Regions from separate parts of the Mus musculus genome. Here regions 1, 3, 4, 5, 6 and 7 are each linked to region 2. Evidence: chromatin loops called from intact Hi-C (ENCODE). Cell type or tissue: left cerebral cortex. All regions are shown on one strand. Region 1 overlaps A530065N20Rik (RIKEN cDNA A530046M15 gene). Region 2 holds the start of Gas1 (growth arrest specific 1). Region 3 has its middle 13 kb from the start of Gm35333. Region 4 holds the start of Gm35193 (a long non-coding RNA gene). Region 5 has its middle 19 kb from the start of Tut7. Region 6 has its middle 95 kb from the start of Gm35333. Region 7 has its middle 33 kb from the start of Tut7.

Region 1 (4,000 bases), 73 kb after region 2:
AGGTCCAAATGGCAGCCCGCTCAGGTTACACGTGGTAATTACCATAAGGGATGCCACTGGTACTTGTTGGAGAACTTATATGTACCAGTAATAATAGCAGAGACTAGGAGTCATCTCTACTGAGCTCTGTGACTTGCACACAAGAGTACACGACGAGTTTTTGAAAGTTACCTGTGAAGGAACTGCATAATTTTAAAAGTAAAGATGGCCAATATCTTTCCCTCGTAGTCTATTTATTTCTCTGTCTTAATTAAGCACGATGACAAGAATATATTGTCCTCATTTGAGTACATCACAGAATGTCTTTAAAATCATAATGTCCAAATCATTTTATATATTTTTATTTTAATTTTTATTAAATTTATTTATTTATTCACTTTACATCCCAATATCAGCCCCTTCCCATCTTCCCAGTATCCCCTTACACAGATCCTCCCCTTCTCTTTTGAGAAGGGGAATCCCTCCTCTAGGCATCACTCCCCTATACACACACACACACACACACACACACACACACACACACACACATACACACACACAACCCTACATACACATCAAGTTTCTAAAGGACTAGGCACAGCCTCCATTTTACATTTCTAATACATAGAATAATAGTCCAAAGGGGTATCAGCCTCCACAACCCTGAGTGAAATCAGATGAGTTAACACAGGAAGAAAGAAAGAAAGAAAGAAAGAAAGAAAGAAAGAAAGAAAGAAAGAAAGAAAGAAAGAAAGAAACCTCTCTCATAGGCATTTTATTTGCAATTAAAGCAAAAATTATTATCAGACATATTAACAGTTGAGACCCTGGACATAAAGCTGGCTAATGTTCGTTCATCACGTCTGTACCCCAAACCTACTTTCCTCAGGACAGTATTTCTCGGATTCCAGTTCTTTTCACAGAGTATAATCTATCTTACGTTGATGGGGATGCTGTAAAGAGACATCTCTGTGCACACAGACACGTGGGTGATTCTCAGGCAGCCGTTGAGTGTCACACAACTTAACAGAGAGCATTCCGGATCTGAAGGCTGCAGCTTTCCCACCTGTGGCAGGAAATCAAAGAGCTTGTAGCACATCCCACTGAGCCACTCAGAGGCACACCATTCTAAGACACAAATCTATACATGTGAAGTCTAGTTATACCTTGATACCACACAGATGGAGTCTCCTGTTCACCAACAGAATCTCGTGCCTGTTGGGTGGGACTCAGCTCTGTTACTCCTCTGCCTAGGCTAACAAGTCTGAAATTTCAGCGGCAAAACTTGAAGATGATTATTCAGCTCTTGACAGAAAATCTGGGAGGTGATAACAGACTTCTCTTCCACCTTAAGGAAGAGGTGTTTGTGCAGAGGAGCCGGAGGCTGGGCAGAAGTGAATGGCTTTGTAAGGTTCTCAGAACGGCATCTAATAGCAGCCAACGTTACAAACCACGCCGTGCAATCTGCAGTCAGCTTCAGGGCCCACACCAGTGAGTTCTAGTTTCTTTGGTTTTTTTTTCTTTTAAACGTCTCTTGAAAGTACTGTATTACAAATGTTCTTGTTAACATAGCTGGCGTTACGGAGGAAATGCTAATGACTTAAGTCAAAAACTAATTGAAAATCTAAATTTGAAAAAGTTTAGGATAATTTATCTCATTTTGCTCATGTTTCTCTTTCTGTATATGCATGGTGATTCATAGCACCCCCCACACGACTGGGAAGACTCTAATGAGATTTTTTTTTTTTTTGGTTAAATACAAAAAGAGAGAAAATTCCGAGTGTAGAGAAGCCCGGTGCCAGAGTTTCACTGGCAGTCCCTGCCCGGGTCTCTGCCAGTGCTTGTCTTGAATCTGAAATGTGCCTCACAGGCTCATGCTTTGAATGTTTGGCCCTCGTCCGGTGCTGTGCTTGTGGGAGGCTGTGGAACCTTCAAGAAGTGGGGCTTACAGGGCAGAAGTAGGCCACCAGGGATTGGCCTCAGAAAGTCCAGCCCCCATCGCTGCCATTCCTTCGGTTGCTTTCTCCTCCAGGCTGTGAGGAAGCTCAATCCCACAAGCCCCTTGGCAGTGAACGGAGCTTGGCTGCCACGCCTTCTCACAGGAGCTGGACCCCTGAAAGCCACGACTTTTCTCCAGCTGTTTCTGTCAGGTCCTGTGGTCACCAGAACACACAAGCCACTAGGACTGTGATGCCCAAGGAAAACCTTCCCCTTCTAACCACTAGGGACTTTGCTTTGATGAATAAAGGGCATATGACAGTTCAAAGGGTGCCCAATATAATAAAAGCCATTAAACATCTGTTATTGTTTTTCTTGGTAGGATGTTTCTGGATTTTTCATTATTTTGCCCAGAATCTTTGTTTTCTAAAATGTCCATATCAGATACATTTTTAATTTAACCCAATGGCTTCTTTCTATATCCCTCTAGAACCCTGTAAGAAGTCTACACAGACCATGGGCATGCTCTGACCATGCAACAGGGAGTGTGTGGACTCATGGCAGCCAACCTCCAGTGACACAGGCTTAAATAGCACAGATGGGCAACTCTGAACAGATACCTATGCCCAGTACAAGGGCAACTGAGTCTCAGTTGCCCTCAGTAGCGGAAGGGTTAGCATAGAGCTCATGGAGACTCCTCCCTGCCCTCTTCATCCCTACCCCTTTCCTGGAATCACTGCCCAAATAAGCACCTGCATGGAATCCTTGCTTTAGCTTCTGCTTTGGGAAGCCTAACATAAAAAAACAAAAACAAAAACAAAAAAAAAAAACAAAAAAACTGTTAGTCTCTGTCTTTCGGTAAGAAGTCATTGAGGGCCAAAGATGTGGCTCAGTTGTAGAGTTCTTGCCTAACACAGAGCAAACTCTGGGTATGGTGGCCTATACCAGGCTATCTGTCCAGCCCCAATTGTCACATTCGTAAAGGGACACAACTAGGTGAGGCTGCAGTCATGCACTGCACCTAGATATCTTTAAGCAGCAATCACATCATTAGGAATATTATGAAGCATAAAGTTCTCATTATCTAGTGGCATCTACCCTATTTGATTCGAGCACAATGCATTCTCGCAGGTCCTCAGTGACACAGGCATAAGAAAGCCTACCAGACTTGCAGTTGAAGAAAAGGAAAGGATCTACCATTGAGCACCGCCCAGAACCCAAATGATGATAGCAAGCAACTGTTACTGCCCTGTGTGTTTTACGGTTGCTTTATAGTATACCCCCTCTGCTCATGAAAATACATGTTGGTTCAAGTAGCAGTATGTCATGTTACACCAGCAGAAGTCTCAGAGGAGACTCAAAGCAGTGAGAACAGGTAAACTACTGCACATGTGCACAGGGTTGTGGCTGAAGAACCAGCAAGACTGTCAGTCTAGAACAACTAGGCAGCTGAAGCCCATACAGCAAAAGAACCAAGGGACCTGACAGAGGACGCCATGAAAGGCAACACTGGATGTTCAACCACTTGTCTTGGTAAGGGTTTGATTGCTGTGAGCAGACACCATGACCAAGACAACTCTTATAAGGACAACATTTAATTGGAGCTGGCTTACAGGTTCAGAGGTTCATTCCAGTATCATCAAGGTGGGAACATGGCAGCATCCAGGCAGGCATGGTGCAGGAGGAGCTAAGAGTTTTGCATCTTCATCTGAAGGCTGCTAGCAGAATATTGACTTCTAGGCAGCTAGGGTAAGGGTCTTAAAGCCCAGACCCACAGTGACGGCCGCACCTACTCCAAAAGGGCCACACCTTCTAATAGTACCACTCCCTGGGCTGAGCATATATAAACCATAACACAACTGTTTACATAGAATAAATAGGACTGGTGGTGAGGGCTCCTGTGGGCTTGGGGAAGAAATAGAATAAGAGACGGGATACAGATACACAACATAGTATTACCTACTGGGTTCCTCTTCTACACACAAAGTCTGCTTCTGTCAGAGCAGGCTGGCTCAAAGTCCTCCACAAGAGACTGGCAAATTATTGATATTCAAGAGGGTTGAGTAAAACACTCAGACACACG
Region 2 (4,000 bases):
ATTCCTCACCCAGTTCCGATTCCTCCTTGTAATTCCTCTAGCCTGTGTCTACAACTGAGGATCATATGTGAGCTCTCAGCCACCACTCCAGCACCATGCCTGCCTGCTACCACTCTTCCCCACCATGCTAATCATGGACTGATACTCTGAAACTACTGGGGAGTAAAATGCCAGGTGGGACTTCAGGAGTGAGAAGTCAATAAGAGGAGAGGTGGGGGGGGGGAAGGATGGAAAGAGGGAGGGAGGGGAGGAGGGAGGGAGGAAGGGAGGGGGAAGAAGGAGGAAGGGAAGGAGGGAGGGAGAAACGGGAGAGGGGAGGAGGGAGAGAAGGGACAGGGAAGGAAGGAGGGAACGGAGAATCCATAGACATGGTGTCCTTAAAGAGTGAAAGCCCAGGACCCAGGAAAGCCTATATTTGAAAGAGGGGAATGCACACAGCCTGCTGTGGCTGCCTGTTCCTCTGGCCTTCCACGTCAAGGCCATGAGTCTGTAAAGATGTCTTCAGGATGAGCACTCGTGACCTCCCTTAGCTCCCACTGAGACCTGAATCAAGGCTAAGATGGATTCATGTGACCAGCAAAGGTGAACTATTTGTAACCTTTAGAACAAACACAGTCAGAACATTCCCCCAGTAAGCAGCTCTGAAGCATCAGTAACACTGCACGCACGCGCGCATACACACACACACACACACACACACACACACACACACACACACACACGCACGCACGCACACACGCACGCGCGCACACGCACACGCGCACGCACGCACATGCACACACACGCACACGCACACACACACACGCGCGCGCGCGCACACACACACACGCACACACACGCACGCACACACACACACACACACACACACACACACACCGCCTTAAATCTTGTTGGAAATGCAGACTTTCAGGCCCTCCAGGGTTTTAGCTGTCAGAGATTCAAAGAGTTAGGAATCCAGATATGAACACAAGGTCTCCAGATGATTCTCCTGCAGGGTGTCTTGAGAGCTCTCTAAAGAAGCCAGAAGATGCATCCCAGGGCTGGCTTTCTTCTTAGGAGCTCAGGATCACAGATTGTTAAGGATAAAAAAGGACCTTAGCAAGTGAGCAATCTGACCTCAAAGCAAGTGGCCTGGAGCTCTCAGGATCTAACTAGCTGTCCTTAAACTTGCAGCGATCCTCCCGCTTCTGCCTGGGATAAACAGGCTTGCTGTACCACATCTGGCTAGTTTTTAAGGATAGATTTGCGTTTGTTTTCTATTACTAAATTCATGGTCCTAACCATGAATTAGGGTTAGGGTAGGAGCACGGTGGCTTCACACAGCTCAGTCTGCCTCTCTCATCCTGTGAGGTTTCAGAGACAGCTTCCTCAGCCTAGGCAGCCAGCTTTTCCCAAAAGCCAGGTTAATCCGTCAGGCCCTCACTCTCGCCCTTTCAAACTCTTTAACTCTTTGGAGAGGTGGACAGTCCACTTTCTGAACGCACTGCAGCTGGGGCTTCCTTTGCTTCAGCAGCGATTTAGCCTTAAATTTTGTGACAGACTGAGTTGATAGTCTCACCATGGAAAGGGGAGAGGAAGGAGCCAGTTTTTGACAGGCCACAGACTCGCGGTGCCTCTAGTGGCCAAAAGCTGCATTGCGCCACAGTTAAGGTCGCTTGAGAGAGTCCTGCTCTGACTGCAAAGCCCGCTCTGCTGGTGGCTTTTGCTTTAAACACAGCGAGGAACTGAAACGTGCAGTTTAAAGCACGTAGCGGGTCAATTTACCCTCGTCCTCTGTGCTGTAACTGCAGCCAGGTGGTAGCGCTCAGCATTCCCAGGGTTTTTAATGCTAAGATTTGTCATTGCCGTTCGTATTTAAAAAAAAAAATCGTGAGTAAAGAAATAGTTTCAGTTCTTTGGATTTCTTAGTTTGAAAACGATGTCCAGTGCGAGGGCCTTACCTGCCGGAAAGGGGGACTGAAAGCTGGTGGAAAGTGTCCTTCTTGTGGTGGTGGTAGAGGTCGTGGTTGTGATGGTGGCTCGGTGTGTGTGTGTGTGTGTGAGAGAGAGAGAGAGAGAGAGAGAGAGAGAGAGAGAGAGAGAGAGAGAGAGAGAGAGACAGAGAGAGAGACAGACAGAGAGAGACAGAGAGAGAGACAGACAGAGAGAGAGACAGAGAGAGACAGACAGAGACAGAGACAGAGAGAGAGAGAGAGAACCCGTGTGTGCCCGCGCGCGCAATCTGTGTCTAAGTTTTTAAAGTCTTACAATGAATTCTCAAAACTCCCTGCCTTCGCTATACCCCCCGAGGTGATCAGAACTCAGAGATGAGGAGCCTGAAAATTAAAGTGACTTTCGAACTTTCTCGGATGCAAAGATGGGGGATCAGTAAGAATTAATAAAAGTGTCCCCCCACCCAAACAAAAAGGGGGCGGAGGAAGGGAACAAAAAGGCCGGTGGCTGAGCCGGATGCAGGCAGCTGGCCCTAAGCCCTGCCCGCTGGCTCTGTGCGCGAGCTGGGGTTCGGTATCCCAGCCTCCTGAAGAGTGGGAGGAGCTGGGCCTGTGTCAGGCTCCCTAAGCCGTTCCTTTCAAGCCCTGAATGCCTGAATGTGAGCTGCCCACCGCCCTCCCCCACTCTGCAGCCCCACTCCAGCGGCTCGGAAAAAAAAAAAAAAGTTTCAACAACAACAGGCTGGACCAATAGCAGCTCGCAAAGCCGGGGAAGGGGGCCGAGCAAAGGGCGCCGGAGAGTGGAGAAAGGAGAAAGCGGGCAAGCCTGGAGCGCGCGGGGCCAGGGCTCGGCGAGCCGGAGGAGCGTTGCTAATGTTTTTGTTTGTTTGCTTTTCTATGCATGCATAATGAGGGGGCGCCGCGGCACCACACGGGGGCTCCCGGCCCACTTTTGTATTTAAAGCCTCGCGGCGAGCTAGTCCGCAGCCGGGCTCCGCGGATCCGCTCCCCAAGCTCCGGGTCTCGGAGCAGAGAAACGCTCCGAGTTTCGGGGTCCTCCCTGCGCCTGGCGCCCAGAACTTCCCGGAGCGCGGCCCAGACCGGGGTAGAGGGGGAGGGGACCAAGCGTCCTGGCCGCGGGAAGGCGGGATGCCAGAGCTGCGAAGTGCTACGCGCCGCTGAGCCGGGAACCGAGGAGCCGCCGGCCGCACGACTGTCTGCAGGCGCCTAGCACCATGCACCCCCGGCGCCGCGCGCTCCTGCAGCTTCGCCGCGTCCCCCCGGAACGGCACTGAGCGCCTCCAACCGTCTACCGGACCCGGACCTGCGTCGCCGCGCTTCTCAGGGAGCCCCGGCCGCGGTGCCGGAGCGAACACCCGCCTTTACCAGCCGCGGGGCCGCCGGCATGGATGGATGAGGACGCCCATGCCAGAAGTGCGCGGAACTCGGACAAACTTTTCCAGCGGCCCCGCGGCCGCCACCCGAGCCTCGTCTCCGCTCCGCACCGCGTCCGGCGGCCGCTGCTGCCCGCGATGCTAGCCGCGCTGCTGGGCGGCGCCGGGGCCCGCACGGGGACCTTGCCGGGCGCCTTGCTGTGCCTGATGGCGCTGCTGCAGCTGCTGTGCTCGGCACCGCGGGGCTCGGGGCTAGCGCACGGCCGCCGCCTCATCTGCTGGCAGGCGCTGCTGCAGTGTCAGGGCGAGCCCGACTGCAGCTACGCCTACAGCCAGTACGCCGAGGCTTGTGCGCCGGTGCTAGCGCAGCGCGGCGGGGCTGATGCTCCGGGGCCCGCCGGCGCCTTCCCCGCCTCGGCCGCGTCCTCGCCGCGCTGGCGCTGCCCGAGCCACTGCATCTCGGCGCTTATCCAGCTCAACCACACGCGCCGCGGGCCCGCGCTGGAGGACTGCGACTGCGCGCAGGACGAACACTGCAGGTCCACCAAGCGCGCCATCGAGCCCTGTCTGCCGCGCACCAGCAGCGTGGGCCCGGGCGCGGGAGCGGGCTCGGTCATGGGCTGCACTGAGGCCCGGCGGCGCTGCGACCGGGACAGCCGCTGCAACCTGGCGCTC
Region 3 (4,000 bases), 270 kb before region 2:
CCTGCCACTAGGCGGGGCAGGCCTCGCCTGGTCTGAATTTTTGGATGTTTCTGAGGACATTTAGTGGGATTGTCTTTGAATTTGGCTTTCACACACGTCACAGCCTACACCTCTGCGACAGAACATCAGCTTCATGCAGAGATAAATGGCTCCACAGATTGCCTAGCCTTCCACAGTCAGAGATCAATGAGAAGTGTGTACTCTAGTTTTCGTGCACGTGAAACTCAATTGGTCAGATGAGGTAAAACAAACAAACAAACAAACAAACAATAAATAAATAAAACAAGAGACACGAAAACCGGCTGAGGGCTGGTAGGATGATGCAGGCGCTTCCCCATCCACTAGTGTGAGCAGAAGTTGAATTCTAGCCCCTGGGACAATCTTAGGAACACTTAGGCCTTCCAGGAGAAATTTGAAGTCTAAATGAGAGGGCTCCAGGCAATTTCCAAGAGCTGAGGCCAATACTCAGAATGGTGTGCCCTTACTGAAGAGCCTGAGACCTCACTCTTCACTACCGCAGTCCTGCATGGCTGTCCCAGCCCGACCCCTCTTGCACTAATCTCCTGCATCTGGATTAGTCTTGGATTAGCCTGGTCTTTTGAGCTACTAAGATCGTTGTTGACCTAAGTTAGCAACAGAAGCTTAATTGGGATTGAGTGGACAACGAAACTGAATTAAGTTAATTAGTATGCCCTGAGCATCTACTGTGTGCAAAGTTGCATGCACACCCCTGACTACTGTTGCAAGAAAATATGGATAAATCCTTGAAAGTGATTTTGGATAAGGCCACCCTGTCAGCATGAGTTGAGTTCTCTCTCTCTCTCTCTCTCTCTCTCTCTTCCTTTTTTAAAAAAAAAGATTTATTTATTATTGTATCTAAGCACACTGTAGCTGTCTTCAGACACTCCAGAAGAGGGTGTCAGATCTCGTTACAGATGGTTGTGAGCCACCATGTAGTTGCTGGGATTTGAACTCAGGCCCTTCAAAAGAGCAGTCAGTGCTTTTAACCGCTGAGCCATCTCTCCAGCCCTCATGAGTGCTTTCTTACTAAGGGTGTGATTTATTTTCACTTACCAAGTACTTTGGTTTTTATCTGTATATCTATCTACAACCTGATGCAGTCTCTATTTTGTTTAAAAAAGATTTACGTTTATTATTCTTTATGTGTATGCATGTATGTCTATGTGTGAGTATGTACACATGAGCGCAAATGCCTGTGGATGCCAGAAGAGGCTGTGAGCCACAGTTACAGGTGGTTGTGAGCTGCCTGATATGAGTACTGGGAACTGAGCTTGGATTCTCTGCACGAGCAGTTGATGTTCTTAGCTGCTAAGTCATCCCCCCGGTTTATTTTACTGAACCTCAGAGAGACGAGATGTCTTTCTCAGAAACACACAGCTAATAAGAAACAGTACAGGGACACATGCAAGTCAACGCCGAGGGCAGTGTGTTAGCTGAGAGCCCTTCTTCAGTTGAAACATTTCAGATTTTAGAGTTTTCATATTTGGAGATATTTCATAGATTTTTTTCGAATTGAACATCACACATTGAAAACATTCTCTGATCAGGAAACCTCTTTGACATCATGATAACACTCACATATTTCAGATTTGGGAATATGTTGTTGTTGTTGGGTTTTTTTTTTTCCTGTTTTATTATATTTTTTGAGTAGTAGGTCTGTTTAGCCTGTGTCTCTCCTTCATGGAAATAGACACAGAGGTCACACTCGGAGCCTCTGTCTCACCCTGCTGTGCATTTCCACAGCGTTTCTATGACCATGTCCACCTTCCCAATCATATCTCAGCCCCTCAGAGGTTGGCAGCCCTGGAGAGCCTCTGACAGCAGCCCAGCTCCGTGGAGCAAAGGGCAGTGGGTGCTGCTTTTCAGAAGGGTGATCTCCCATTCCACTGGAAAATAGAAGGACTTTATTTCTTGCTGCTAAAATGGAGGGAGTTTGAACTTTCCTGTCCTGGACCATTCATCGAAAGGGCCGATCCGAAAGGTCTTTAGCCTACTCAGTTCTCAGATCAATTGGGTCCAATCAGAAGCCACCTTGCAAACACTGGCCATCACTAGATTATAGACAAGCTTTGTTGCTTTCTGAGTCTCAGCTGTCAAGACACCTGGAGTTTTCACGCCCCTCCCTGTTCATCAGGCTTGGATAGACATGACATTTCATAAGGAAAGGACTGAAAATGGACCAGGGTTTCCACTGAAAAATTCCATTAGGCCTGCAATAACACATGCAGGAAATCTGTTTAGCAGACCTGTTTGGGGGCAGTGAAACCCAGGAAAGGAATAAGCCCTTTCCAACTAATGGTTCTTCCAGGGACTGATCATCAGAAAGATGTGTTCTCAGTGAAGGCTGGTGAGGTGTTTTCCTGCAGTTTCTCCGTGAAGGCTGGCTTACTTCCTTCTTCCTCCTGGGGGCTGTGGTGCGCTTTTGTCTAGAATAGGACACTGGCTCACGGGGGAATAGCTGAGAGTTCCTTGATGATGATTTTTTTCCTAGACTAGCTTTTCTTTAATTCTGCTCCCAAAGGGCCTCAGTGAGATGAAGCCAATCCCCCCAGCCAGCCCATATTATCTGGTACATCCTTGACTGAACGTGTAATGACGGGAGAGTCTCTGTGACAAAAGGCAGGGGGGGAAAAACAACAACCATTTGGTTCATTCTGTGTACACTGATTTTAACCATGTACCTTAGATGGGGGAATTGGCGCGAGAGACCACTGGAACATGTCTCTATCTGGCTTCTGCTCCTTGAAGTGATAGGAAAGGCCGCTAAAAAGACAATTGCTGTCCTAAAAGAGAAGGTTCCATCACTAAAGGGCTTCTAGAAACATAGGGAAGCTTCTGGGATAGTATGGACTAGCACAAGGTCGGAGTATCAGGGAAATGTGGGGTGGAAAACCCAAAGTCAAAGCACACCAGGAGGAACTCTGCTGACGTCAGTGCTGGTGCAGCCACCCCCCGCCCAAAGCATACCAGGAGGACCCTTGCTGAAGTCAGTGCTGGTGCAGGGACCCTCCACCCCCACCACCACCCTCAAAAAAAAAAAAAAAAAAAAAAAAGCAACTGACCCGTAGCAGCTCAGGTGCATGTGGGTTGAATTAGGGTAGTATTTGTCCAATGGCATCATGGAAGGGCAGGCCAGTGGGTAAGAGAGATGGGCATGTATTCAGATTCATGGGACTGATGACCTCTGGGGTCTACTAAGCAAAGAGAGAAGTAACAGCTTAATATATGCGCTCAGTTGCCTGGAGAGACTGGGGGATGCAGGGTGACTCAAGATGAGTCCCATGGAAGGAGGTGGTCAGAAACAGAATAAGATGCTGAAGGTACCTCCAGGCCTCGGTGAGATCCTGGGTGTAACCTGGGAGCTGCTGTCTGTGAGGAACTTGAGGAGGTTAGCACCACTCATATGCCCCTAATAAAATGAAAAACTGAGCCAAACAACCACAAACCCACCACCACCGCTGCTGGCCATACACATGCACATCCACAGGAGTGAGCCCGAAACAAAACAACCCGAGGATGATAAAAAGAACAGAGATCTTACAGTCAGTCAAAGAACGTGAAATGCAACAATTCGAGAAAGCACAAAACAAAAGATGCTAAACCGAGAGTCCCTTGAGAAGTAACCAAGGTGAGTCCTTCTGCTCCCAAGGATGCAGATCTGAAACACAGGAAGACGAAAATATTTAAGAGAATGGGTACAGTTGCAGTCACAGTGGGAAACATTGTGAGTTCATGCTAGAACTAGTAAGATTCACAAACAGCTACTGTTGATTGATTCTTTAAGATGGAGGAACTTCTTTTTAGTGTCTGAGTGTTTTGTCTGCATGTCTGTCTGTGCACCATGAGTATGTGCAGTGCCTGCAAGGATCAGAAAAGGGTGTCAGCACCCTGAGGAGGTTGTGAGCTGTCATGGTGGTGCTGGGAACTGGATGGAGGAAATAAAATACACGGCAGTAATTTAACTGGGCTCTGTCGTCTG
Region 4 (4,000 bases), 130 kb after region 2:
TCAAAACCAACTGTGATGTCACCCTTGCTCCACCAAGGTAGCCAGGTAGTCCTCTGAGTGAGCCACATTGCCACATTGCAGTGAGTAGCCTCTCATTCATGCCCCTGCCTGAGGAAGCTGTGCTCAGGCACAGTTACCACAGGTAGCCAGTGTGTAGAGGAGAGGGCATGGTAAAGGCAGCGGGTTTTGCCTGTCACCAGGGCAGCAATGGGACCAGGTACCATGTCGACACAGCCAGTTGCAAGACTCATTAATGACAATTTATCTGTCTGGCTTCTTTTATGTGTCTCGCTTAACAGTGGCATTAGTCCCAGAGTCTGGGATAGGAGGACAGTGTATAAAAACTGTTTTTGCCCAGCTCCATGCTGTAGTGGGCACTCACAGTGGCACAGAAGATCCTGGTATCCCCCTGCAAGGCTGCATGGGGAGTGGGCGAGTACTGAGGGCAGAGGTGTCCTAAGGCCTGTTAGCAACTACCTCTGTGCTGTCATTTTATAATAACAAGTCTGACCTTCTGAGAAAATACATGGGGGGGGGGGGGAATTAAAGCATTGCTCTAGTTGTCTTCATCATGTGTGTACTCTAGAGGGGAAGTTCCTCAGTGCTACATAGGCCAGGCTGCTGAGGCACGCAGGGTCTTATGGCCTGTGTGTGTGTGTGTGTGTGTGTGTGTGTGTGTATGTGCGCGTGCACACACACACACAAGCATACAAGCAGGAGCATACACACATATACATGCACAGACACACATACACACACATGTACACACACACACACACACATACCTTCTGGTGCTCATGATCAGCCAGTTGGTGGTAATATCTTTGCTTCTTCATTGACTTCCTGTTCTCCTCCCTTAGTAACCTAAGCTCCATCCATAGGCCTTATCCATGCTCCATAGATAGTTGTCTCCCATCTGAGTGGAACAGAGCTGAGGATGTAGCTGGAAACAATCTTGGACTTATGATCCTCCTATCTGTGACAGGCAAATGCCATGATGCTCAGTTATATGATGCTAAGGATCAAAGCTCAGATTCGGGCGTGCCAGGTAGGCAGCCTGCCCACTGAGCTATGTCCTTTGCCTCACATTCTGAATCTCCAGCTCTGGTGTCCCCTCTCCAAGTGATGAGACTTTAAGATACTGGGGTAACTCTAAAGCCTGCTTTTCTACAGTTGGGGTGTCCTTCCTCACCCCACCCCACCCCAACCACACTTGACTTTCAGTTTCCTGTGGCATGGAGAAAGACAGTAGGATGCTAACAGGCTAAAAGATGGCACAATGTATATGTCCACCCACAGCTCCAGGAGACCAACTAAAAATTAACTCTGGCACAGAAGGGGTTAAGGGTCCAGCGATGTGGAGTGATCCCTTTTCATGGCTTTTCTGACAGGCTGAAGCTGATCCAAACCTTGTTTAATGAGCACTTATTGTCTACAAATAAGCTCATAGGGCGTCCTCCTGTGTAATTAACCCAGAAAGGAAGCATTTGTTCTAACCTGATGGTGTAGCTCAAGAATTAATTGTGGGATTATTTAAAATTACAATCTTGTGATCCGTTCCCCGAAGAGGAAAGAGAGAAAAAAATTACTAAGGAGTCTAACTCTATGTGACTTTTTTTCTGGATTTTGTTCCCTTTTATTCTTGGGAAAACCTCAGTCAGACTGCACTGATAACGTGCAAACAGAAGGGGACTCTTCCGGGCATCTTGCTACATATTGCTACATAGTTTCACAGAAGGCCAGGCAACTGGTGATAATGGCTCAATTTAGCATATTTTTAACACCCCCTATTATTACGCATTCTCCGAGTTTCCAGGTGGAGGATCGTGCCCCACAGTTATTTAAGAGTCATTTCTGAAATCTGCTGTCAGAAGTGCCTGCAGACGACAGATGTTCTATCTCGAGAGCTGTGGCCAGAGGTCTGAGAGGTGTCTCTGACACCTGGTGCCCGTGGGTGGCACCGATTGCCAGAGGTTTCTTAAGGAGACCGTGATGAGTCTCAGCACATTGGCTTGTTAGTGGGGGTCCTCTGTTGCGGGTCTCTTCTGCTTCTTGTTGGTCCAGTTTTCTGACAGATGTTGCTTCCCTGACTGTCACACATGCATCCCCTCAGGCTGCAGGGAGAACAAACTTGTCTCTGCTCTAAAAATAATTACAACATATGTGTCATTCCTGACTGCACACTCTGAGCCCCGGGGACCAGCAGATAGATAGATGTCTTTAAGAGGATCGGGCAGGCTGGGACCCTGTGCTCTCTGGCACCTGGGAGGCTCCAGCCCTCTGGTGGAGCACGGCTTGGGGAAGCTGTGCTTGAGTTACTAATGCCCTGCCAGGGGCAAAAGAAACCCAGATTGCTGCCAAGAACCAGCTCGAGCTTGTGTTGCTGACACTTGTAAAAGTCTTGCTTTGACTTGCAGATGGAAGGAACATATCTCAAGCTGAGCAGTGATGGACAGAGCGGGATGCTTGACACCTCCGGGAGATGCTGTTCTTTGTGCAAAAAGCCATTTCAAAGAGCAGGGTGAAGAGAGGGCTGGACTCCTGCTAGGTATGGGGTTCCGGCCCTGCAGCCTTCAAGTGCCACATGAATGCCAGGTCAGAAACGTGTCTGTCTCTGAGTATTGTAGGAATGGAAAAATAAAGATAATTGTCAGAGTTATACAATGTGAGATGATTCGGTGCAGGCCACGGGGATCACAAATGGCTAGTGGGAGATAAACGGGAGCCAGAAGAGCCACTTCACTTTGGGGATAAAGCTTAGCGGGGATTAAGAATGATCTACTGGGTGATCAGTGTGCCCATCGCCAGCTCAGCTTCTCCCTCAACACTGCAGTGCTATGCTGGGGCATGTCAATGGTCAGTGGGAAATGCAAGACAAAATTCTTCCCAAGAGACAGAGTCACAAGGGACAAGCCTAACTAACAATGAGGAATCCAGGAGTAGAAGAACGTGGGGCGTGATCTTCTTTCCAGAACATGAATTCTGATATATGAGGTAGTTCTGTCTAAGAAACTTAGGTATTTCTTTGGTTTTATAAAGTATATGAACCTTAAAAATTGGAAGTCCAAAAGCTAAGCTGCAATTCTGTCTGGCCTGAGCCTGTACGCATCTTCCCTTTGCTGTCTCGGGTGCTGCGAATCATATGTGTAAACTCCCCTACCCTGCCCATAAACAAGGAGGTGGGCAAAATTCTCAAAGAAATAATAAAAAATGAGCGAGAGAGAGAGAGAACTTTTTAAAAAGATTTATTTATAATTATATCTTAAGATACACTGTAGCTGTCTTCAGACACACCAGAAGAGGGCGTCAGATCTCATTACAGGATTACAGGTAGTTGTGGGCCACCAGTTGGTTGCTGGGATTTGAACTCATGACCTTTGGAAGAGCAGTCAGTGCTCTTAACCACTGAGCCATCTCACCAGCCCCCAAGAGAGTGTAAACTGCCTTTTTGTGACCCTGTCAGGATGAGTTCCAAACCCTTCATGCCTCATGCCCTCCCCATGTCTGGAGGGGCATTGTCTTTCTCTTGCTCCAAAGAGCTAAGATGGATGGAGAATGTTCTTTCTCTTCCCATCAAAGGAAGATGAAGTTCGAGATGTAAAAGGTTAGCTGGTTAGCAACGTGGCCCAGGAATACAGGGAGAAATATGCTATCCCGTAAGCAGGTGCAGCAGAAGGGCAAACCAAACAGCTGTTCCTACAGACATTCACTCTGGCAAGATGGCCGTCACCAGGCTGAAGCTGGGCAAAGCCGGCAAGAAGGAATCCTGGAGCAGAAAGCCAAGACTTGCAAAATAGGAAAGTAAAGGGGCAGATCTGAGGAAGAAAGGACTGAACAGTTGCCAGAATGGACGGACCTTCCAAAGCACCTCCACCGAGACATACGGTTAAACATGTGAGAAGGATAAAGCTTACGTCTTCTGGAGAGACACTACTCCAGTGATCGGATCAGCAGAAGAGCCACCTGGTATTGTCTCTTGAGTGGTGTTTCTGATTTGAAA
Region 5 (4,000 bases), 340 kb after region 2:
CATGCCTGGAAACACCATGAGTAATTAGCCATCTGTACCAAAGGTCTGTACAAGGCATGCCATTATAAAATCCACTTTGTCTACGCTGCCCATTATAATAACTACGATCACCTTGTCTCTGGCAATTCAATGCTGCCACCTGGCCCTTGCTACCTCGGGGCCCAATTAAACCTGCTGCATTTAATTCATCCAACTGAGCAGCAGCGGCTCCAATGCTAAGGTCTGGCATAAAATAAGGGGCAAGAACAAAACTCTTCAAATGTGCTGGTGCCCCTCTCACCAGTTAGCGTCTTACAGGATTTGTGAAGGGCATATCATCTTCTGGGCCTTCCAATGTGGAAGATTAGGTTTTATACAACGTATCCACTCTAGCACTGCAACTTCCATGAGCCTTAAAACCCCTTCCTCAACACTAGGCCAAGGGATGCCAGGCATCTCCATCTCCTTTTCGGTAACCTCTCTTTTGATAAACGTTTCAGCCAACCACTCAAACTTTTGAGACCTTTCTTAACTGTGCAAGCTTCCATACTAAACCTAGGGCCCATGTCAATAAACTCAGCCTGATCTAGTTTTATGTTCCTTCCACCACTATCCCACACCCTTAAAATCTATTCCCACACATATTCCCCAGACTTCTGCTTAAATGGATTAGCAAACTCATTAAGCTCTTTAGGAGTGTAACACATTTCCTCATGGACTACACTTTCTACCTCCCCTCTAGGGGCCTGCCTTACCTTGAGTCTATAGTCTATAGTCTAGTCTATAGGTCTAGAGGCAATGATTGGTGAGCCTTGAGGAACATCAATATTGTCTTGCCTGGCATTCTCTTCAGAGAAAGTCACTGCTGGTTTATCTAATAATAAAGGATTAATTTCCTCAGGTGAAAAGGGCAATATTTCAAGGGGTGGGACTGAAAGTATTGCATCCTCAGGTGAGGTAGACCCTTGAGGATCTGAGAGTTCAAAGTTCTCAGCTTCAATAGGGTCCTTCCACACATTCCCATTCCAAGTTATAGGATCCCAGTCTTTGCCAATTAATGACCTTACTTTAACTGCTGCTGACACCCTCTGAGGCTCAGACTTGATTTTTGTAGTAATTCAGCCATCTTTTTGAGGGCTTCTGTTTGATCTTCCACAACTTGAGCTCTAGGGCTACTGGCAAGGAGATTCTCTTCAAGAGCACACTTAGAAACCTTTAGATGCCTATTCCAGATCCGTACCTTCCTTCCTTCTTCCATTGTCCTTATGTAGGTCTCCAGCAGAAGGTATGGCCTGGATTGTGTGCCTCAAGATCTGAAGTAAAGGCTGTGTCATCCCACCTCAAGCGCTGGATGAAAAACCCCTGTCCTCAGCCTCAAGATGCAGATTAAAGGCATGTTGTCTTTCTGCTTCAAGATCCGGATCACAGGTGTGCCCTCCATTTCCGTATTGTAGTTCATTCCTGATATAGTCAAATTGACCACGGTCCTGTTCCTTCTTAAACCGCAGGAACCCAACCCTGGATACTAAGTAACATGGTTTGCCAATTGGCATGATTTGCTGCCACCTCGTGGTTGCTATAAGTACTGCTACTATGAACACATGCAAATGCTCCTTTGGGGATTCTGCCTCCTGCATTTTGGGGATTTAGATCAAAAACGGAGTTATTAGGCCATATGATTGTTCCATATTTAACTTTTTGAGGAATTATTAATTAGTTCTCTGAACAAAGAAGTTTGAGGGCAGGTCCTGGGCATGGATAGTTTGTTTCCTGTTCTCACATGCTCTCACATAGTAACAAACTGGGATCTGGTCGTGGTAGCTTTCCACCCCATCCCCACCTGGCTCACTGTGTCAGGTCGCATGGGCTGCTAGCTCATCTGACACATCAGGCACATGTCCTCTGCCTCAAACCTTCCCCAGACACACCCTGGGCCCACAGTGGACTTCCTTGGATATAGCCGATGTCACTGTAACCGGAGGAAATGAAGACATTCCAAAGAACACTTGTCTCTCGGTCTGTCAGACTACTGAAACAATGGAGCCCAAAGCAGTGGGAATTTCTCTGGAGCCCCACGCAGGGAAAGAGACACACCTCACTTGACTCCCAGAAGAGAATTCACACAGTTCTAACATCTTGTCAAACTACCTCAGGAGACTGAAGCCCGGGCTCCGAGTCAGTGGTGGGCGGGACCTCACTTTGATTGACACTGCTTAAGTGCACACATCCTCTGCCCTTTATTTAAACTTTGATCTCACTTCTGCACCCTGAGGACGGGCTTGAGGAATCTGCTGGACCTTTGTCCCTCTTTCCAATATGGCCACACTTAATGACAACCCTTATTCTGCTTTTGGTTATTAACTCTAACAATGTGACTCTTTTTAACTGACTTACTGGAACTGGGTGGCTAAATGTGGTTTGGGGCACAGGTTGTTACCCCTCCCCCTGGGGGAAGCCACATGTGCCGTTGCAGAGTGGCGCTGGCTACCACTGGCCACTGCCCATGATTATGGGTAAACAACCAATGTGCGCATGTGCATAAGAGGTTTTTGCCGAGTCACTGCCTGGCCCGACACATATTAATGAGGTACTGGTAGCATAACCAATCAGGTATGGACACGTCACTCCTAGGCCTATATAAGCAGCACCATTTCTGGGCTCAGGGTCTTTCGCTTATGCAATCAATGCTCTCCCAATAAACGTGTGCAGAAGGATCCTATTGTGGCGTCGTTCTTGCTGGCGAGACGGGCGCTCACATCCCCCTCCGAGCTCAATAACACCCTGACCACCCTAACTAAGGTAAGTCTGAGAAAGCGTGGGCCATCCAGGGAACCACGCCCTAGGAAGGTAAGAACATCCCACCCCCATCCACGCTGGGGTTCAAGGTAGTCTGACTCCAGTCACATATTAATTATCCAGCCTTACTTCCCTATCTGTGTGACCCCTGACACATGGTATGATTTATACCTCAGAGCACACAGGTCACACACTAACTAAGTTTCCATTTCCTCGGGATGCAAGACTTCCATTCTCCCTTCCTCCCCAGAAGGGACCTTAAAGAGAGGACACCTTGCTTTGTCTCTTGGGGTTGACACTCTTCCTCAGCACCAGCCCTCTGTGGTCAGTTATCAGAGACCTTCTACCTGAAAAGGACAACCTGTCTCTCCTTCAAAACCCCAGCAGAAACCACAACACAGTCCTACCTTCCTGTTTAGTTTTCTTTCACAGATAGCACAAGAATACGGAGACAGTCTACAGTCCCTGTCACCTTAATGCCAGTTATACATTGAATAGTGGCACAGTCAGTATGTGTTTCCTCCAGGTGCTCATCGTGGCGGACAGCTCAGCATGTTTCTTTTGTCATTTTTGTTTTATGTTATGGGTCTTAACAACATTCCTCCTGAATTTCAAAATCCTCTAAAGATCTGAATTCCTTGGAGCTACAAATTTGCACATTAATTGGCCTCTGAGACTTCTGTGATCTTAAATGAATCAGTTAAATGTCACCGGAAAAGGGGGCCAGAATGCAATGCATTCGATTCAACAGCAGAGGGGGCAGGAGTGCATGCATGCTGCTCAACAGCAGAGGAAGCAGGGATGCAATGCATACAGCTTAACAGCAGAGGGGGCAAGAATGCATGCATGCAGTTCAACCACAGAACTTACACCTAGCAAGTACCATGCTCTTAGCCCAATCCCCAGCACCACAAACAGAAGAGAAAAATAAAATAAACCCAGGAGTTGCTTTAAAAACAGCAATGAGTTTAATTGTGCCAACCACAAGTTGCCATCATGAGTTGGGCATCGTTGTCCAGTGTTAGTTAAGTGTTGTAACCTAATTAAACACGTACACAGACGCCTCGCCAGTTAAGAACACAGGATCCAACCTCAATTCCCAGCATTTACATCAGCTGGCCACAACTGCCTGCAACTGTAGTGACCGGGGATCTGGCGCCCTCTTCTGTCCTCCAACGGCAACTACACTCACTTGCCCACACCTCCACCCAGACGCCTATGCACA
Region 6 (4,000 bases), 160 kb before region 2:
TTTCTGCTGTCAGAAGAGAACTGGGTGTCGGGAAGCTGAGACTGGACAAGGTTCTCTGTTCTGTTCATTTGTTTGTGCGTTTGAGACAGGGTCTCCCGATGTAGCCCTGGCTGGTTTGTACTTGCTATGTAGCCAGGCTAGCCCTGAACTAACAGAAGTCCACCTGCCTCTGCCTCTGCCTCTGCCTCTGCCTCTGCCTCTGCCTCTGCCTCTGCCTCTGCCTCTGCCTCTGCCTCTGCCTCTGCCTCTGCCTCTGCCTCTGCCTCTGCCTCTGCCTCTGCCTCTGCCTCTGCCTCTGCCTCTGCCTCTGCCTCTGCCTCTGCCTCTGCCTCTGCCTCTGCCTCTGCCTCTGCCTCTGCCTCTGCCTCTGCCTCTGCCTCTGCCTCTGCCTCTGCCTCTGCCTCTGCCTCTGCCTCTGCAAACTGGGATTAAAGGCATAAGCCACTGCATCCAGTGACTCCTGTGCTTTGAAATCTACTGCTTGCCACTCAAAAATTCCTGTTGGCCTCACTGGTTTGCTGGTGGCTCTTTAGGGAAGAGAAGAAGATGCGTCTTTGTCTCTGGGACATAGCCTGCATGTATGAGGACACAGCAGAGTTTTTCACTTTCTTCTTTTTGTATTTATTATGTATGAGTGCCTATGTATTATGTGCGTGCTTGGTGTCTATAGAGGCCAGAAGATGGTGTCAGATCCCCTGGAGCTAGAGTTACAGGTGGCTATGACGCACCCAGCATGGATGCTTGCAATGGAACTCAGGTCCTCTGTGTGATCAGTATATGCTCTTAACTGCTGAGCCATCTCTCCACTCCCCTCTTTTTTCTTTTTTCTTTTTTTGTTTAGAGAAATAATTAAAACAAGACAGTCAATTTCAAAGTTACTTTGGGAAAAGAGATACGAGAAATGGGTGGCTTCTATACCTGTACCAGCCATTCCCCAGAAGTTTCTGTTTCCTGTTTGTCACATAGTCTAAGCAATAACACAGTGGGTGCCCCCTCCTTCTGCTAAGGGATCTCCAGGGGGTGGTTGTAGTCAAAAAGAGAGGAGAGAAGCATAGCACCTGAACTCTCCCCAGCCCTCAAAGTGCTACTAACAAGCTCCAGGTAGGTTTTGACCCATCTATATCCTTCACCTTCTTCTTGTTCTCTTGTCTTTATGTCCAACCACTCACAGACCTTCCTGTCAGGTTTTTCTTCCCAAAGCCAAAGGACACTAGGAATTGGCATGTGAGGTAGAGCTACCAAATCCTGTAGGAGGAACAGCATAGCTGCCTCTGCATAAATACATAAACGCTGGGTCTGCATAACTGCCAAGGCATCTCCTGCAGGAGGACCTAATTAAAGACTGCCTGAGATACCAAGAATTGCTGGCGCAGACAATGCCAGCCAATCATGAATCACTGTTTAGAAGAGATGCTTTCTTGGGACCAATGGGGTGTGGGTGGAAGGTATGAAAGGAGCTTATAGCAGAATTCAGATAGGCTTGCTGCAGCATCTCTCACCTGCTCTCAGAGTCTGTGCTGTGGATTCCACACCACCTCCACCCCCAACCCTAAAAGGCAAGTAGGATCAGGCAGCAAGTGGTCCAGGGCACAGGTAGCAAAATCCCATGCTAGTGAGGAAGGAGAGGAGGGCTAAGTGGGGTTAAGGCAGAAACTCAGTCAGCTGGCAGCTCACAAATGGCACCAGCATGGATTTCATGGCTAAGAAGTCCAAGACCATGGGACCAGAAGATTCAGCCCTCTTCCTGCTTCACAGATAGTACCTTCTTGTTGTGTCCTCATAGAGGGAAAAGGCAGCTCTCTGGGGTTCTTTCATAGGGCACTAACTCTGTCCCTAAGAGCCCCACTCTCACCATCTCATCATATTCCTAAGACCCAATGTCCTAACACCATTGCCTTGAGCATTAGGCTTGAACCTAACGCATGTGGCTGGAGCGGGCCTCATTGGTCACTTTTCTCATTCCTGTGACAAAAACACCCAACATGGATCTGCTTCAGGGAGAAAAGGTTTGCTGTGGTTCCAGTTGGAGAGGACACTTCTCTCACTGCTGCCAGGGCAGGAGGACAGACAGACACAGCACACTGCAGTCAGGAAGCAGAGAGAACAGGAAGTGAGCTGGACTCTAAAACCCCAAGGGGATGGCAGAGAGATGGATGTACAGTGAAGAGCACTGGCTTCTCTCAAAAAGTCTCACCGAGGAGCTGCCTTTGGTTTCTAGCACCTCCAGAGTCACTCACAACTCCCTGTAACTCAAGTTGCAAGGGACATGGCGCCCTCTTCTGGTCACTATGCACACTGAATGCATACAGTGCACATAAACGCTGTGCAGACACTCACGTGTGCATAAAATAAAATTATGAGATAAATATACAAAATAATCCCCAAGACATGTTCACTTTCTCTAGCAAGGCTGCACTTTCTAAAGTTTCCACAACCTTTCCAGACACCACAGGTGTCTAAGGATCAAGCATTTAAATACAGAAACCTCTGGGAGATATTTCTTATTCAAAACATGGTGGAGGCACACAGCATTTATACCCTAGAATCCCCCTTTGCTCTCTCAAAACCTCCCTGAACAGAACCTTGAGTTTCATAAAGATCCCAAGGCAAAGACTCAGATGCACTGGCTGCCCAATCTGCTCCTCAGAGCTTCACAAGTATGTTATGGCGGCTGTGGTTGGACACTGGAGTCGCTGATGGTCGGGGGAAGCTGTTGAGTGAAGAGCAGAAATGGAGGCTGGCCCTAAAGCATCTCTAAGAGCCTCCATCAGCAGAAATGGAATCTCCCTTGCTTCCAGCCCCTTTGGAACAGCAACCTGAGCCACCCAGTCCTGGTGACAACTTGATGTTTCTTTTTTCTGTATCCAAATGCTTACAGGGACTGACCTATATTTTCTAACCATCATGACTCTCCAAGGGAAAAGGCAACTTGGGGCTGTTGATGTCCCTTAAATTTACAGACTAGCAGCAAGTGCTCAGGCCAACCCGGCATGGGGTGGGATAAAGGTCCAGATTTAAATCCCTCATCAGAGCAAGTGAGGCTCTGTCCTAGTTCAGTCTGAAGACTGCAGACTTCAGGATCTGACTCTGGGCCCGGAGACCTGGGGCCTGGGAAGCCCGGGAGGCTCATGTTCCCATCTGCTTGGTCTAGCACTAATGGAGAAATTCCACCAGGCGCCATGGTGAAATACCTCACAACTGTTGTAAAATCAGGGTCCATGGCGGCTGACTGGGGGTTGGCACATAAGCTACTTTTTCCACTGCCACAGGCCAGGCAGGAGGCTGGGCCTCCCGACTCAAGCCTTGTTTTCAGTCCCCACACCTGTATCCCCCAGTTATTAAACTGCCCACGTGTGCTCCTGGGTTTATTGAGTGGAACTGGAGCTGACACTTGGTTGGCATGTTGGAGGCCATCCGTGTCCTACATTCCAAGCCAGAACGGTTTGTGTCTCCTGGCCCTGCTGAAGGGCCCCAGAGGACGATGTTGCAAGCTAACTGTAGCTTGCTAACTGGCCTTGGGTGTTTCTCCCATCCTGTCCTCCACCAACACTGTCTCTCTCTCTCTCTCTTCTTCTGTATCTTCATGTCTGTCTGTTTCTCTCTCTCTCTCTCTCTCTCTCTCTCTCTCTCTCTCTCTGTCTCAGTCTGTGTGTCTGTCTTTCTCTTTCTCTGACACATGAACACACACTTGTACATGCACACACATACACACATACTTGCACATGCATACACATACACACTTGCACATGCACACACTTGCACTTGCACATGCACACACATACACACCTACTTGCACATGCACACACATACTTGCACATGCACATACTTGCACATGCACAGACACATACTTGCACAGGCACACATGCTTGCACATGCACACGCACACACACACACACACACACACACACACACTCATATTTTCCCCTGGCAACATCTGAGCTTCAGCAGAGGACATTTCCTTTTGTGGGGGGATGGGACACTGCCAGCTCCTTTCCAGGCT
Region 7 (4,000 bases), 320 kb after region 2:
CCTAATCCTTCCCAAAGAGTTTCAACAACTGGGACCGAGAATTCAAATATATGAGCCTACAGGACCATCCTTATTCAAACCACCACCGTGTAAGGTACAGTTATGTAAGCTGCTGGGGACAAAAAGACGGAAATGGGCCAGCATGGACCTTAAATGCTACAATATGGACATGCAGAGAAACAGGTGCCCACTGCCATGATAGTCATGCATGATAGTGCAGATGTTATGGGGTAACTATCCAGTTTCTGATTAGATTTGAGGCCCATCCACGGGAGGCAATGTCATGCCTAATACTATAATACCAGTCAAAAACTGAGGAAGTCAAAGAGCCTAGGGTGGAGCCAGCTATTGTTATTCTGCCTGATGGTCATGCTGTCAGATTTCCTACTAAATACTTATGTTTATACCCACAGATCTGAGCTGCTCTATTCTTGGTCACAGAATCTTGCTTCTGTTTGCAGTGGGCAGCAGTCAACGCAGAGACACATAACTGGTCGTAGTACTGGATCTAGAGATAGAGAACTCAGCCCTGAGTGGGATCAAACTCCTCCCCGACTGAGGTTCACAAACCGTCACAGAGGCGAAGGCAGAAAGAATGTAAGATCCAGAGGATGAGACGAGTGTCATGGAATATTGTCTTCAGGACACAATAGGGCTATCAAAATCATGAGCTCACAGTAACTGTGGCTTCCTGCATAAGACCTATACAAGATCAAGCCAGAAAAAAAAAATCTCAAGCACAGATGGAGCAGATGGTCTCTGGGCCCCACCTTTTGCTAAGGTCCTACCTTTTCCTGAAGCCCCACCCCTTAATGGATCCCACCCCTTAGTGAGACCCCACCCCTTAGTGAGACCCCACCCCTTAGTGAAGCTGAGCTCTTAGTGAGTTTGGCAACAGAAGTTTCTTGAAGAGGGAAAAAGATCCTTTATGGCTACCGATAGGTTTCCAATGGTCCAGTGTATAGTTCTACATTCATGAATGTATAAACAGCACTAACCAGACTAGTGGGTGATTAAAAAATAATAATAATAATTGAAAAAGAAGCCCACGTGTGGTGGTGCGTGACTTTGATCCCAACCCTCACGCTGACTGGCTCACAGCTGCCTGTAACTACAGCTCCAGGGGACCCAACACCCTCTCCTGGCCTCCTTGGATATTCCATGCATGTGGTGTACATATAAACATACAGCCAAACATTCACACACATTAAATTAAAATAAATATTTTTAAAAGACAGGGAAAATAGAAGAGGTACCACAAGACTGCTAGAAGTGCTTGCAAAGAGGGGCTGGGACGCACTAAAGCGTGGATTTCCAAGAAAGAAGCAATGCAGCCCTGCATAAGCCTGTGACTGGAACCGGAAGTGCATGACAGACTGGAGAGAGAATAAGCAAATGGCCCTGAGATGAGGCAGAGCGAGCGGCGGCGATTTGGTCATAGCCGGGTTGCCAGTGAAGAGTAAGGTGGGAGAGTGAACTGGGATAGCATAAGATAGGTGCTGTCCCAACAAAGTCAGCAAGAGACGCAGCATGGAGTACGCTGGAGACACCCAAGCTGGGAGCTGATGAGTCAGGGAGGAAGAACTCGGCCCAGTTCCCACTCCACCGCCACATCAAAGGCTCAAGGATTAGGAAAGAGAAAAAAAAGTTCAACCCAACCTTGCACAAGTGATCTTGGACCCTGAGAATCTAACCCAATTGTTGGGGTAAGCACCCAGGCCAGATTTTTGTGGACTTGGGATGAAATGCTCAAATGACTTTTTCTAAGGGAGGCGAAACGGAAGGACAATGTTTAGGCTGCGCCCTCAAACACTGTCCAACTATAATAAGGTAATTCTAGAACTCTGTGAATAACTTAACGGAAAATCATGACTTGCAAAAACCCAAATCATAGTCCTAGACTATTTTGTCTCTAGAAGTCTGTGTTCTGGGACGTTTGAGGGGTGAGTCTTCTATCCACTTAGCATCAGGGCCAGAAATCAAGGGTTGGTGAGCTGCTCCCTCTACCGGCCATGCAGAGGAGGACGGCGCGGCACCTCAGTCTCTGCACTCACCTTTTCCCTAAGGACGGAAAGGCGCAGCTTCTGTATGGTTCATGTGGGAATTGCTGCTCATTTCTTTTAGATTTGGGGGAAGTTTGAGGGAAGCTTGTTTTGGTTTGTTTTGTTTTGTTTGATGCAGAGAACGTACATCCTGGAGCATTTAAGAGACTATTCAGGACTATGATTTGGGTTTTTGCAAGTCATGATAGCAATGACCGTGACCGGCATGGCAAGATACTCCCAAACGGTGTGATTGTGGCATTAATATACCAACTGCCGTCTCATAAGACTTAAAGCCTACTCAACAAGAGGGAACCCTTGCCTGGTGCTGTAAGCTGTTTTTCTAGATGGCTGCAGCTGCTTCTTCTTCTTCTTCTTCTTCTTCTTCTTCTTCTTCTTCTTCTTCTTCTTCTTCTTCTTCTTCTTCTTCTTCAGATTTATTTATTTAATGTATGTGATACACTGTAGCTGTACAGATGGTTGTGAGTCTTCATGTGGTTGTTGGGAATTGAATTTTTAGGATCTCTGCTTGCTCCAGTTCAAAGATTTATTTATTATTATACATAAGTACATGTAGCTGACTTAGACGCACCAGAAGAGGGTGTCAGATCTCATTTAGGTGGTTGCTGGGATTTGAACTCAGGAAGAAGCAGTCAGCAAGCGCTCTTACCCACTGAGCCATCTTGCCAGTCATGGATGCAGCTTCAAACTGTGTTCTAAGTACTTACACTCACACTTAAGTCTGCCTCTCATTCCTCATCGAAGATGCTTCTTTTTGCACCAGATGGAGACTACAGCAGAGATGCCCAGCTGGTTAAAGGCTGAGACGGAGCGAACTCTGGGTGACCAACCCCATTCGGTCCATCTACAGCACAACCCTAAACCGGAAGCTTAAAGAATAGCAAGCAAGAGAAGAGGGAGAGACTGCAAGAGCCCAAGGTCCAGGAAGCCTGCTGTGAGGTCCTTTCTTCCAGACAGGGCAGGAATGCTGTGTCCACGAAATGACAACAGTATGGTCATCCTAACAAGACCTCAACACTGACCATGAGCATAGGTGGGGGGATTTCACAGGGCCCCGCCCCTAGGTGAAAAGCTGAAGATGATCAATGGCTGCAGGAGGAGGAACAAGCCTCCTAATAGGTTGGTTACCCAGGCCTGAGTGGTAAGCTCTAAACACATGTTGTATAAGCAACACTACCTGGACTCAAGATGACAGGGGGCGGGAGAATGGGTAGAGATGATACTCATCTCTAGATTAATAACCAGCCTTATTTGGATAGTCCACGAGGTTTCGCTGCCAATTATTGCCCACTATTTTTAAAGAACCCTGTGCGTATTTTGAGAACTATCATGTAGCCTAGGTTACCTTAAGCTTGTAATTCTCCAGCCTCTCCTTGCAAATGAAAAGAGTTACGTGCATGCGCCCACATGCCTAGCTTAAAAGAAGAAAAATGGGGGTTAGGAGCGCAGCTCATCTAAGAGACTACTCGCCAAGCATGCATGAAGCCCTGGATTTGATCCCTAAAATCAAGTAGACTGAAAGTTGTAGTGTATGCCTATAATCCCCACCCTGGAGAGGTGGAGGCAGGAGGATCATAAGGTCAGGGCCATCCTTGGCTACATAGCAAAGTTGAGGTCATCCTGAGCTACATGAGACCCTGTCTCAAAAACTAAAAAGGAGGCAAATTATTAAATTTATTTTACACCATTTGGGGATGTATTATGTCATTATGTCAAACCATGCATTTCTTGCTTAAGATAAATTTTTATTTATTTTAGTTGAAGGGAAAATATATATGGAAAGTCGAGTGGGAGTGAAATATTTAAATATATAACTCCCTCAGGCAGTAACAGGTATAACATCTCTAGGTTGGAAACACAAAGGAGCTTAATGACTTTAAATGAATGACCTTCGTTAAAAATGAAGATCACGGCTGGTATGAGACCTAGGGCCCCAG

The links. Peaks named below come from ENCODE experiments on the same cell type or tissue, not always from the same donor. Only the 100,000 strongest peaks of a DNase experiment are listed, where the experiment ranks them.
Region 1: a loop joins it to region 2, with 2.2 times the contacts of the local background. A loop is called at or near these places in 5 of 42 quality-filtered maps.
Region 3: it touches region 2 in a loop (3-fold over the local background); 7 of 42 quality-filtered maps call a loop at or near these places.
Region 4: a loop joins it to region 2, with 2.5 times the contacts of the local background. A loop is called at or near these places in 4 of 42 quality-filtered maps.
Region 5: it touches region 2 in a loop (4-fold over the local background); 14 of 42 quality-filtered maps call a loop at or near these places.
Region 6: a loop joins it to region 2, with 2.6 times the contacts of the local background. A loop is called at or near these places in 6 of 42 quality-filtered maps.
Region 7: it touches region 2 in a loop (3-fold over the local background); 16 of 42 quality-filtered maps call a loop at or near these places.

The regions. Positions count from the first base shown.
Region 1 is chr13:60,103,341-60,107,340 of GRCm38, reverse strand. The region is part of intron 1 of A530065N20Rik (RIKEN cDNA A530046M15 gene); the gene reads right to left. Among named protein-coding and RNA genes, the nearest start is that of Gm46420, 21 kb to the left of the region's middle. In left cerebral cortex, a CTCF peak has its summit at 2,208; DNase peaks (open chromatin) are centred at 1,292 and 1,833.
Region 2 is chr13:60,176,282-60,180,281 of GRCm38, reverse strand. It overlaps Gas1 (growth arrest specific 1), which reads left to right and starts at 2,747. Exons shown (of 1, transcript NM_008086.2): 1 at 2,747-4,000. The coding sequence starts at 3,341. In left cerebral cortex, CTCF peaks have their summits at 1,625 and 2,866; DNase peaks (open chromatin) are centred at 1,627, 2,720 and 3,783; H3K4me3 peaks cover 2,118 bases; H3K27ac peaks cover 1,226 bases.
Region 3 is chr13:60,445,566-60,449,565 of GRCm38, reverse strand. No RefSeq gene overlaps it. Among named protein-coding and RNA genes, the nearest start is that of Gm35333, 13 kb to the right of the region's middle. In left cerebral cortex, a CTCF peak has its summit at 2,425; a DNase peak (open chromatin) is centred at 2,430.
Region 4 is chr13:60,043,365-60,047,364 of GRCm38, reverse strand. All of the region lies in intron 1 of A530065N20Rik (RIKEN cDNA A530046M15 gene), which reads right to left. Gm35193 (a long non-coding RNA gene) reads left to right here and starts at 2,367. Exons shown (of 3, transcript XR_382541.2): 1 at 2,367-2,595. In left cerebral cortex, a CTCF peak has its summit at 2,270 (motif pointing left); DNase peaks (open chromatin) are centred at 1,896 and 2,224.
Region 5 is chr13:59,840,538-59,844,537 of GRCm38, reverse strand. No RefSeq gene overlaps it. Among named protein-coding and RNA genes, the nearest start is that of Tut7, 19 kb to the right of the region's middle. In left cerebral cortex, CTCF peaks have their summits at 1,561 (motif pointing left) and 3,555; DNase peaks (open chromatin) are centred at 1,542 and 3,576.
Region 6 is chr13:60,337,617-60,341,616 of GRCm38, reverse strand. No RefSeq gene overlaps it. Among named protein-coding and RNA genes, the nearest start is that of Gm35333, 95 kb to the left of the region's middle. In left cerebral cortex, a CTCF peak has its summit at 2,294 (motif pointing left); a DNase peak (open chromatin) is centred at 1,392.
Region 7 is chr13:59,854,491-59,858,490 of GRCm38, reverse strand. No RefSeq gene overlaps it. Among named protein-coding and RNA genes, the nearest start is that of Tut7, 33 kb to the right of the region's middle. In left cerebral cortex, a CTCF peak has its summit at 2,016 (motif pointing left); a DNase peak (open chromatin) is centred at 2,002.